3 separate regions of the Homo sapiens genome follow, and regions 1 and 2 are each linked to region 3. A link is a contact called in ENCODE Hi-C or POLR2A ChIA-PET data. All regions are on one chromosome and are shown on one strand. Each heading gives the region's core, a stretch centred on a gene start or an enhancer-like site at or near the end of the contact. The rest is flanking DNA. Distances are from core to core; before and after follow the strand shown. Region 1 overlaps RUNX3 (RUNX family transcription factor 3). Region 2 has its middle 32 kb from the start of MIR4425. Region 3 overlaps RUNX3-AS1 (RUNX3 antisense RNA 1).

Evidence for each region. A loop is a pair of places that touch in the nucleus more often than their neighbours do. ChIA-PET counts read pairs that join two places held with the same protein, here RNA polymerase II (POLR2A). Pooled maps may share reads with other maps.
Region 1: a loop to region 3 is called in a map of natural killer cell, with 6 times the contacts of the local background. The contact joins two enhancer-like sites. A Hi-C loop is called at or near these places in 4 of 168 maps with a recorded cell type or tissue (CD4-positive, alpha-beta T cell, CD8-positive, alpha-beta T cell, naive thymus-derived CD4-positive, alpha-beta T cell and 1 more), 2 of 37 single-sample maps with no recorded cell type and 14 of 50 pooled maps. POLR2A ChIA-PET finds 5 or more read pairs at or near these places in 29 of 52 experiments (B cell, CD4-positive, alpha-beta T cell, CD4-positive, alpha-beta memory T cell and 20 more).
Region 2: a loop to region 3 is called in a pooled map, with 3 times the contacts of the local background. The contact joins two enhancer-like sites. A Hi-C loop is called at or near these places in 3 of 168 maps with a recorded cell type or tissue (CD8-positive, alpha-beta T cell, naive thymus-derived CD4-positive, alpha-beta T cell and natural killer cell), 5 of 37 single-sample maps with no recorded cell type and 14 of 50 pooled maps. POLR2A ChIA-PET finds 5 or more read pairs at or near these places in 25 of 52 experiments (B cell, CD4-positive, alpha-beta T cell, CD4-positive, alpha-beta memory T cell and 17 more).

The regions. Positions count from the first base shown.
Region 1 is chr1:24,909,822-24,913,418 of GRCh38, reverse strand. The region is part of intron 3 of RUNX3 (RUNX family transcription factor 3); the gene reads left to right. Among named protein-coding and RNA genes, the nearest start is that of MIR6731, 7.8 kb to the left of the region's middle. Within about 2 kb of position 2,163, at least 7 of the 41 ENCODE cell types and tissues checked have a DNase peak (open chromatin) inside an H3K27ac peak, as active enhancers do; they include CD8-positive, alpha-beta T cell, where a contact is called at or near this core.
Region 2 is chr1:24,989,660-24,992,769 of GRCh38, reverse strand. No RefSeq gene overlaps it. Among named protein-coding and RNA genes, the nearest start is that of MIR4425, 32 kb to the left of the region's middle. RefSeq lists an enhancer at 2,601-3,102. Within about 2 kb of position 1,354, at least 3 of the 41 ENCODE cell types and tissues checked have a DNase peak (open chromatin) inside an H3K27ac peak, as active enhancers do; they include CD8-positive, alpha-beta T cell, where a contact is called at or near this core.
Region 3 is chr1:24,953,786-24,957,088 of GRCh38, reverse strand. All of the region lies in intron 1 of RUNX3-AS1 (RUNX3 antisense RNA 1), which reads right to left. It also overlaps a transcript of RUNX3 not described here. Among named protein-coding and RNA genes, the nearest start is that of RUNX3-AS1, 25 kb to the right of the region's middle. RefSeq lists enhancers at 1,616-1,665, 1,706-1,855, 1,896-2,075, 1,117-2,316 and a silencer at 2,813-2,872. Within about 2 kb of position 1,833, at least 5 of the 41 ENCODE cell types and tissues checked have a DNase peak (open chromatin) inside an H3K27ac peak, as active enhancers do; they include CD8-positive, alpha-beta T cell, where a contact is called at or near this core.

The DNA.
Region 1 (3,597 bases), core at 914-3,413, 44 kb after region 3:
GAGGCCCAGAAGGCAAGAGTGGCTTGCCCAAGACAGTGACCACTGGTGGGTGAGAGCTGCCTGGTATGAGCTTGGGGCCACTGGGCCCTTGGGAGGGGCAGGCTGGGATCTGCCCTCCCATAAGTGAGGGTCATAGACACTAATCCAGGCCATGCTGGAGGAGCTGTCTGATCTGAGCCCAGCAGCTGGAGGCTGACAGCAGCCAGGACAGGCCCTGAGGGCCAACGCGGGGCTTTCCCCAGCCATCTCAGTCCTCTGCTTTTAAAAGCATGTGGCCTGTCCTCCAGCTCATCGGCACCCTCAGGGGTTAGACAGTATGATAACCACTTTACAGATGTGGAAACTGTGGCCCAGAGGCAGAGAGTGACTTGGTGGTCTAGAGCAGGGTATGATTGGAAATTGCACTCTCAACCCTGAGCTTCAGAGCAGGGAAGGGCCCCTGGTGGAGTCCACTGAGACCTTCTCATCTTCCTCTCCCAAGTCCTATCCTCCTGGGCCTGCAGATAGCAGCTCTGGGCCTGGGGCTGGACGGGGCCCTAACATCTATTGTGGAGTCCCGATACATCTATTGATGTATCGAACCCAGGCTGGCTGTGAACCCCGCCCTCTTCCGCCACAATAGATGTGTTTTCACAGGCTCTAGGGAGAGCAGGTGGCTGTGTGTCTTCTGCTTGACCTTGAGCTCACTGGCTGTCCAGAGCCTCAGTTTTTTCACCCATATGATAGGATGGTGGCAGACATTACTCAAGGGGATGCTGCCAGGCGAAACAAGATGGTGCTTGTCAGCTGCTTAGACGCTGCCGTGGAGGAAGCACCCAGCAAGCATCTGCTGCCGTTTTGATGATTTCCACTCCTGCTGGCGACTGCTTTAAAGGACAGCCCTAGCCTGCAGAGGTGTGATGGGGATCTACTGTGGGAGAAGGGGGGCTTCCTGGAGGAGGGGCTCCTGGACTGGGCTTCACAGGACAGAAAGCATTGCTGGCAGAGGCTGTCCTGAGCTGAGGCTCTGAAGAGTGGGGGGCAGAGAATATTCAAGAAATACTGGGAACAGCAGCAGCAGGAAGAAGTGGTAGTGGGTGGGCCCTGGGGCCAGCAGCCCTGCCTTCTTTTCTTTCTGGGGCCCCTCTGACCAGCGGCTGATCTTTGCTACCTTAAATCAGGGACTTTCAAAAGGAAGGGGCCTCAGTGAGCAGACTGTGCAGAGGGGAAACTGAGGCGTAGCAGGACTGGGCCCAAGGTGACGGAGTGGGTTAGAGCCAGAGCTCCCCACGCAGCTCTTGCTCTGGGTAACCGAATGAAAGAGGCTTTTTCTGAAGACCATCTTCTTTCCTCAGGCACTGGAACTTCTGTCCTATTCCCAGTGTGAGAGCCCTGGCCCTGTGGCTCTGAGACTCTCTGGCGCCCTGGCCACGTGGGGCCGCCTTGGCTCCCCTCTCCCCTCCCTGGCAGTGGCTCCAGCGTTCCACAGTAACAAGGAAGCTATTTCCGAAGTGCTGTTGGACTCCCCTCCTCCGGGAAGTCTGCCCTACGGAGGGCAAGGGAGCATGTGGTGGGAGCGTGGGTTCCGGGGTCAGATTACCTGACCCACAGCCTGGGTCCCGGAACAGGCGCTCAGCGTCGGTCTCATGGTGAAGCCTCGGTGGCCCCGTCTAAACAATGGGAACAAAAGGGAAAGTGTCAGGAAAAGAGCCCTGGGCTTGGAGTCGGGGGATCCGGGTGTGAATCCTGCCTTGCTGCTCAGGCTCTGTGTTCCTCACACGACTTCAGCATCCTGGCCTCCACACCCCGGTCTCCAGCATGGGGATGATAGTTCTGCTTCCTTTGGGCATGAGCAGAGATAAAAGCGATGGTCATGATGGTGGTGACCCACGTGACTGGAAAGTGTCCACACCTTAGGCCAGCACCTCAACCCACAAAGACAGTGTGATGGGGACACCGCAGCTCGGGGTGGGGGAAAGGAGTGTGACTTGAGTGAGGCCACCAGACTGCAAGTGACAGGACCCGTCCTCGAACCCAGGCTGGCTGTCAACCCCGCCCTCTTCCGCCAGGCCGCAGGAGTAACTGTAAACACTCTTTGTACATGGTGTGACTCAGAAACAGGGGACTTTATTCTCCTGTGACGAAAGTAACAAGGCCTGAGGTTTTGCACCAGCCCTATTGGCTCCCTTCAAGCTTGTGGCTGACTAAAACACCCAGATCCTTTGCACTCAGGCTGTTGTCGGATCAGTCTGTGGTCCCCACGTCCACCCGGCAGGCTTCATGCCTGTTAAGATTCTTCTGCTCACTTGTCCCCCAGCTCATCCACATCTCCCTGCCATTTCCAGTGGCCTCAGGAGCAAGGACAACATTTCCTCCAAGGCCTGTTAGGGCTGAGGACTCGGTCTGGAATTGGAAGCTCTGGCCGTACTGGGCCTGCCCTCCTCAGGGTAGCAGTCAGGTGCTTTCCACAAGGCATCTCCTCCCCATCCGCTCCAGGCCCCACCCATCCCACTTGCCTCGTTCACGTGACTTGCCCCATCCCCATGGGCATCTGAGTTTGCAGCCCCAGCTCCAGCTAAACTCGCCCCCAGCCCATGTTTTCCCCTTTGTTGCCAAGGGCCCTGGGAGGCAGCAGTGGGGGCCTGGCCAGAGACCAAATGGTCTTATTCCTGCCACCAAGTGTCCCATGGATTCCTGGTCTGGGGCCTCATTGGAGGAGAAGGTGGGGCTCCCTGGTTCTTGGTGACTGGCTGAGCCCCTGTGGCTCCCAGGCCCCCTGCTTTCTTTCTGAGGCTCCCAGATACCTGTTTGAGCTTCCAACAGGGATGCGTAGGGAGCTTGGGGGCCTACAAGTACCAGAATCCATTGCGTTCCCATTCTGAAAATCAGAAATCAGGCCCATGCGAGGCCTCGGGCTCTGTCCCCTCATGCCCTACAGTGGTCGACAGGCTTTTCCCACTTTTCGAGTCCCCAGCAATCACTTGTTCAGGCCCCAAGAAGCGCAGTGAGTTCTGTTTTACCTCCCACCTACATCTTGCCTCTTCTCCCTCTGCCAAACTAGAAAACGCACATGTCATTCTAGACCCAAGGCCTTAGGCAAACCTTCTCCTCCCCCTTACCCCCTCCCACATTTTTTTTTTTTTTTTTTTTTGAGATGGAATCTTGCTCTGTCACCTAGGCTGGAGTGCAGTGGTGTGATCTTGGCTCACTGCAACCTCCGCCTCCCGGGTTCAAGCGATTCTCCTGCCTCAGCCTCCCAAGTAGTTGGGATCATAGGCGCCCGCCACCACGCCCGGCTAATTTTTGTACTTTTAGTAGAGACGGGGTTTCACCATATTGGTCAGGCTGGTTTCAAACTCCTGACCTCACTCAGGTGATCCGCCCGCCTCGGCTTCCCAAAGCGCTGGGATTACAGGCGTAGCCACCATGCCTAGCCTCCATCTTTTCTAAAGGGTCCCAGGTCCAGGAAATCCCACCCCTTGTTCGGCGTGTGGCCTCCAACAAGCTTCCTCGCCTCTCCGCAGTTGCAGTTCTCTTACTTGTAAAAGAGGGCCTGGCCACCCTGCCTGACTGGCAGCCTCCCACCAAGTCACGTGAGGTAGAATGGCCGTGACCGTG
Region 2 (3,110 bases), core at 105-2,604, 36 kb before region 3:
CAGCACGAGGATGAAGAACCAGAAGAAGGAGAGACCTAGCAGAGAGGGCATCTAAGATGGAGACCTGGTGCAGGGAAGCTTCGGAAGTAGCCGAGAAGTTGCTGCAGAGGCAGAGGGACGGGGAGCCAGCAAGATACAGAGCAGCACAGGAACGCTTGAGGCTGGTGGAGGTCCCCACCCCACCTCCATCCCCGGCACCTCCCTCTGTCCAGCAGCAGCAACATCGCAGCAACATCATCCAGTCCTTCCACCCCCCACCTCTTCCAGGACGGTGGGAAGAAGCCTCGCTATGGGGTCAGACAGACTATCAGTGGCGTGCTGGACATGGCTGGCCTGGGCTGCTACCAGCTTGTACGAGGCAATTGTGAAATATTTGGGAATTTTACAGGCCCGTGTTGGTAGCTTGAAAATGGCCTTGGTGGGGAGTATTTACACCACAGGAATTGGCAAACACTACAAATTGGGGCTTTTGTTTTGTTTTGTTTTGTTTTTGAGAGCCAGTTTACCACTAGCATACCATTCATTGCCTAGGGCCTGGGGTACAATTCCAGCCATGTCTCTGAACAGCTGTGTGACCTTGATCTTGTCATTCCACCTCTTTGAGCCTCAGTTTCTTCACCTGTGCAATTAGAAGACCAATACTCATCTCACAGGGCTTTAGCGAAAATAAATTCCGAGTGTGTACGGAGCATCCACACACAGCAGGCACTCAACCACTGTCCCCTTCTTCTCTGGAGAACTCACAAGCCTGTCCTCTTCCACCCTTCTCACTTCCTTTTTATGCCTGAGGTTCTCCTGCTCGAGAATAATGGAGCTGAGCCTTGCACTATTTCAGTAGGAAAATGCTGATCATCCTGAGAGCGGAGGACACTGGTATGTTTACAAGGCCTTTAGTCTTCTTAAGTCAGCAGCCGTTAAGCCCTTGTAGGCACAGCATGCCAGGGAGGGCACAGGAGGGGAGGAGGAGGCAGGAGCAAAAGAGACGACTAAGACATGTTTCCTGGAATCACAGGACAGGGAGATGAGGTGGCACATCCAGAAATGACTGGTGCTGAGAAATAAATCACAGCGGACTTTGAAAATGGGATTCAGGGGATGCTCCCAAGGAAGGTAACATTCGAACTGGATTGTCCTCCCTGCCCTTCTCTCCCCTCCCTCCGTCTCTCACCTCTCTCTTTCATCATTCAATTATAATGTATTCATTCATCATTCATTCATTCAGCCAATATTTCCTGCTCACCTGCCCAAACTAAGAGATGAGGACACAGAACATGTGTTTCCCCTGCCCTCTAGGAGCTCACGGTGAGAGGAGACACAGGCCCGCAAGCAGCCAATTCCAGTGCAGGGCTGCCCCCTTTGCAGGCTGGCAGGATTGCAATACATGGAGATGCTAAAGAGGGCATTCCAGGGAGAGGAGATGGCATGAGCAAGGGCCCAGGGGTTGGACTGGGCAGGGCATATTCAGAAGGAGTGAGGAGGCTGAGTGGCTGGAGGGGAGGGTGGGATCCAGAGCCCAAGCTGGAAAAGGGAAGTCAGATCCCTGAATGCCTGGGGCAGGACATTGTTACCTCACCCAGCAGGGTGACTTCCATGGACTGGCAGAAGAGAGAGAGGACATAGAGGAGGAGGAACCTGAAGTCCGTGCTCCCTGACACCACAGTTGTCTTCAGGCAGCCGCTTGTCTATATACCCACCCTATTCTGCAGAGCTGGGTAGCTGCCACCCTCCGCAATGGCTGTCTGTGGTTTGGACACCCCCAGCTCCCTCTCTTCCCTCCTTCAAAAACAACATCTGGATTTTCTTGTGAGGAGCCGCCCCTCCCCGTGTTCCCTCCTTGTGGTGTGGGAGAGAGCTGACCCCGCCTCAAGTTCCAGGGGAGGGCTCATGACCCAGGCTACCCAGTGACAGTCAATCCTGGGGCCATGACTGCATTGTCAGCCAAGAGGTGTTCTCTTTCACAGAGGGTGGAAGCTGATGGGATGAAAGCCAAGTTGATGGTGACCCTTTATGACAAAGGGTCAGAAAAGCCTACGCGAGAAGCAGCTAAAGCAGAGAAAATCAGACTGGAATGAGGGGCAGAGGGAGTTTCTGATGGTATCATTTGAGCTCCCGGATCCATCTGTGCCTGAAGCAGGCCCTATTCCTGGAATTTTCAGTTCTATGAACCAGTATAATATTCCTATTGCCTGTTTATTTTGCTTTGTTTTGTAAGAGCCAGCTTGACAGTCTCTTCGTCTGTCACTTGCCACTTATCCTGACACAGCGGCTCCCCTAGTCCTTGCTAATGTCCGGCATCTCTTTCAGACTCAGCCCTGGGCTCACTGCGTGGACCTGAAGAAGCCGCTTAACCTCTGTGAGGCTCTGTTTCTCAGCTGTAAAGTGGGTGTGACCATCCCCGCCAACCCCGTAGGATCACCAACTAGCGGATGCGACCGTGCTGGTGAGGGGGTTAGTCGGGCAACTCCACAGAGCTGGGACTTGAAATGGAGCCTGTGTTTAAGTGGTTTCGATCATTGACCCCTCCCTCCGCTGTGTCTGTAGCCCACCTCCCCTCCTTTGACCTCCAGGCTCATCTCCAACCGTGCCCTGTGTCTCCACTTGCACCTCAAACACCTCATGCCCAAAAGAAAATTCTTGACTGTTCTCCCCCGAGCCTGCCTCCCACAGTCTTCCCTCCTCAGGTAGTGGGCACTTCATCCTTCCCCGTGCTCAAACTGAAACCTCCCTACAGCCTTGCCACCCACCAGCCTCTGCCCCGGTCCCCGCAGTCAGGAAGTCCTGCTGCTTCCACCTTCAAGGTACAACTCCCATTTCTCCCCACCTCCAGTGCTTCCTCCCTGGCCAGCCCCCATCACCTCCAGCTCGTGTTACTGGGGGAGCCTCCTAGGATCTCCCTGCTTCCACACATGTTCCCTACAGTCTAGTCTCAACAGTAGCCAGGTGGTCCACCTGGATCACCTGATCAGGAGTCTGATGAGGTCACCCCTCTGCTAAAAACCCTCCAATGGCTCCCACTACCATGGGAAAAAAAAAGAAAAAAAGCCAGGCTGGGCACAGTTGCTCATGCCTGTAATCCAAGCACTTTGGGATGCTGAGGCAGGCGGATCACT
Region 3 (3,303 bases), core at 584-3,083:
TGATTTGAAGGGTGACCAAAGTCAGCCCCCTCCAAACATCCTTCAACGTGGGACATGGTGACTGAGATTCCACCAGCACATGCAGTCCCTGTGGGGGGGAGCTTTTGTAAATGCAGGTCCCTTCCCATCATGCACACCTGAGTGTCCACAGTCTGCCTGATTCCTTGGCCTTTGTTGAGAGGAGTTAAAAGGCTGGAGCAGAGGAAACAGAGGGCATCTGGGGGACGGAACGCTTGGAGAACGCAAAGGGAAAGGCGGATGGAGTGGAAAGGGGTGGGGAGGAAAGGAGGGGTCCATTTTGGTCATGCCCCTATTCCCAAACCCAACTTGCCTGGGCACCAGGGCTGAGGACCAGCACCTGTGGCTTGGCCTCCAGTGCTCCTTCCTCAAGCCTGAGTTCTGTCCCACCCCACCTCCGTGGGGTAAGCAGGGGCAGGAGGGGAGGCCTGCTGACGTACCTCCCCCAGCTCTTCGCACCCCTGTGTCTCGGGAAGAGGTGCTAGGTCCAGGGGGGGTGGAGAAAGGACCTCCAAGTCAGAAGTGATAAAGAGCCCATGGAGAGAGCCTGGTGCCCCCACATCTCCTACAGAGCAGCTATATCCCTTCCCAGGGGGAGAGAAAGCCACCTCTGAGAGCAAAGCCACCTCAGAAAAAAGACTAGAGGGAAACACTGAAAAGTCCATAGTAGTTAATACTGTGTGGTCCGCCATGATGGCAGGTAACCTTTATTTTATATTCTTTTGATTATTGTGTATTTTCCAAACTTTTAATACTTGTAAATTTAAGGGAAAACAATTTTTGTTTTCAGAGAAAGAAAGAGGAAGAGGCAGTCCCACCCTCCCAGGAACAGGCAAGCTGGGGCTCCCATCAGCCTGAGCTCCAGCCTGGGAACGGCCTGCTCCCACCCAGGCAAGGCCCTGCTGGCCACCCTGCTCTCTGTTCTTCTTCCCAAATCACTGTGTCTGTCACCTGCCTCCTTGGCTCTGCCCTGTCGGGCTGTGGAGCAAGGGTCTGCCCCGGGCTGCGCAGAGCCATGCATACAGTAGGTGCTCAGGAAATGCTTGTGACCTGAGGTGTGGTCCCAATCTGCAGACAGTTTCCCTGGAGAGGTGGGCCTACGTCCCCAGCGGACTTAGGATGTGAGGTGGGCGAATTGGTTGCTGCTGATTCATTCAATGAACATTTATTGAGCATCTACTGCATGCAAGCACTGTTCTGGGCACTGGAGATGCAGAAGTGAACACAATGGACAAAGATGCCTTCTCCCTGGGGCGCCACATTCCTGTGATGTGTGGAGAGAGACTGCCTCAGGAACCACCCTCCCCCCCAGTGTTTTTCAGTGTCCCAGCTTTCCATTTATAGATGGGGAAACTGACACTCAGAGAGGAGGCAGTCCTTGCCTGAACCCCGACAGCCAGGGAGTTGCAGATGCTGTTCTAAGCTCCAGAGCCTCGAGATTCAGCCCAGACCTTAGCCTACCAAGCCCTACTAAGGTAGGCTCTCTCCTCTGGCCACCCACACCCCTCTGGCTTAGGTCCTTCCTACCTATGCAGAATCTTGGCCTCCTGGCACTTCCATAAATGCTCTGGATTCCCCATTAAATCCTCATCACAGCTCCGTGTGCTGGGCATCACCACCTCCATTGTGGAGATGAAAACAGACTCAGGCAGATGGTGGGACTTGCTGCAACTAATGTTTAAGAAGAGGAAAGAGGACCTTGAGTCATCCTGTGGTCTGTCTGACATCAAACCAGCCCGTCAAACTCTCCCTTCTGCCCGGAAGATATCTTCTCTTCCTTGGCCTGAGGGCACCACCTCCATGGAGCCCTCCCCGATACCTCTAAGCGAGGTGATTCATATCCTCCTCTATGCAACCACAGCATCTTCAGGCCCTTCTCAAATACTTCCTGAAGTCTTTCTAGAAAGGGTGGAATCTGAGATGGGTCTAGAAAGGGCAGATCTGGGGAGGAAGGAACCTTGCTGGTACAAGCAGAGTGAACAGCATGGGCAAAGGTATGGAAGAAGGATCACACAAAAGGATTACATGGAGATGGAAGGTTTATGGGTCCTGTGGAGGGCTTGAGGGAGAGGAGACTGAGGAAGAAGGTGGGCCAGGCCTGGGGTTGGTCATGGCTTCAGGACACAGGGCTCCAGGACTGAACCAAGCTGGGCCGTGATGTGGGGCAAAGCATCCCATGATGCACAGGGCGGTTCTCTGAAATAGGCCAGTGTAGACATGGCCTTGAGGGTAGGTACGTGTGTGAACAGAGACCACAGGGGCCTCCCGCACCCACTCACGAGCCCTGTTTTTATCAGTCTCTAGACACACACCTGAGCAGCCGAAGCACACTTGCTCTGAGGCACGTAGAGGGCTCCGTGGATGGCCACGTCCGTGGTTGGACAAGGACAAGGGCGAAGGCTTAGAGCAGCTGAAGGGAAACCTGTCCTGGGGAGAATCCCAGGGCTAGTGACGGCGGCATGATTTTCAGGGCACAGTGCAAAATGAAAATACAGGATCCCTTGTTCAAAAATCAGTAAGAATTTCAGGACAGCGACCACAGAACACGAAACCAAGCATGAGGCCCTTCTAAGCAAGGGACCCTGTGCAACTGCCCAGGCCTGAAAATAAGCCTCTGTCTGCCTTTCCTTCCTTCCCTGGACTTGTGTGGGCTTCCATTCTTTATGAATCCACAGTGTTAAAATAATAATAAGTGAAGCCTTGGGTGAGAGCATAGCTTGAAGATTTTAGAACCAGTAAGAACATTAGGGAAAACATGACTCCAACCAACGTCCCCACCCTGTCTGCATTTTACGTTGTAGAACACCTGAAGGATCTAAGAAATTTAAAAATAAGCTCGGTAATCTCAACACCCAGAAAAAACCACTATCATTCGGTGTGTTTCCTTCCAGTCTATTTTTACCCCATGTCTTGTTTTTGCCTCTGTGGGTCTCTTTCCTCCATGTGTGAGGCCATGCAGATATGTCTGAGAACCTCAACAAGAATATCAATAGGCTGGGGCATGGCGGCTCCCGCCTGTAATCCCAACACTTTGGGAGGCTGAGGCAGGAGGATAACTTGAGCTCAAGAGGTGAAGGCTGCAGTGAACTATGATCGTGCCACTGCACTCTAGCTTGGGCGACAGAGCAAGACCTGGTCTCCAAAAAAAAAAACCACACATTAACAGTCATTACAGGTTGAACATCCCTTACCCAAGATGGCTGGGACCAGAAGCATTCAAATTTAGGACTTCTGATTTTGTCAGATTTCGGAATAGTTGGATTATACTTCAGTCCAAAATCCAAA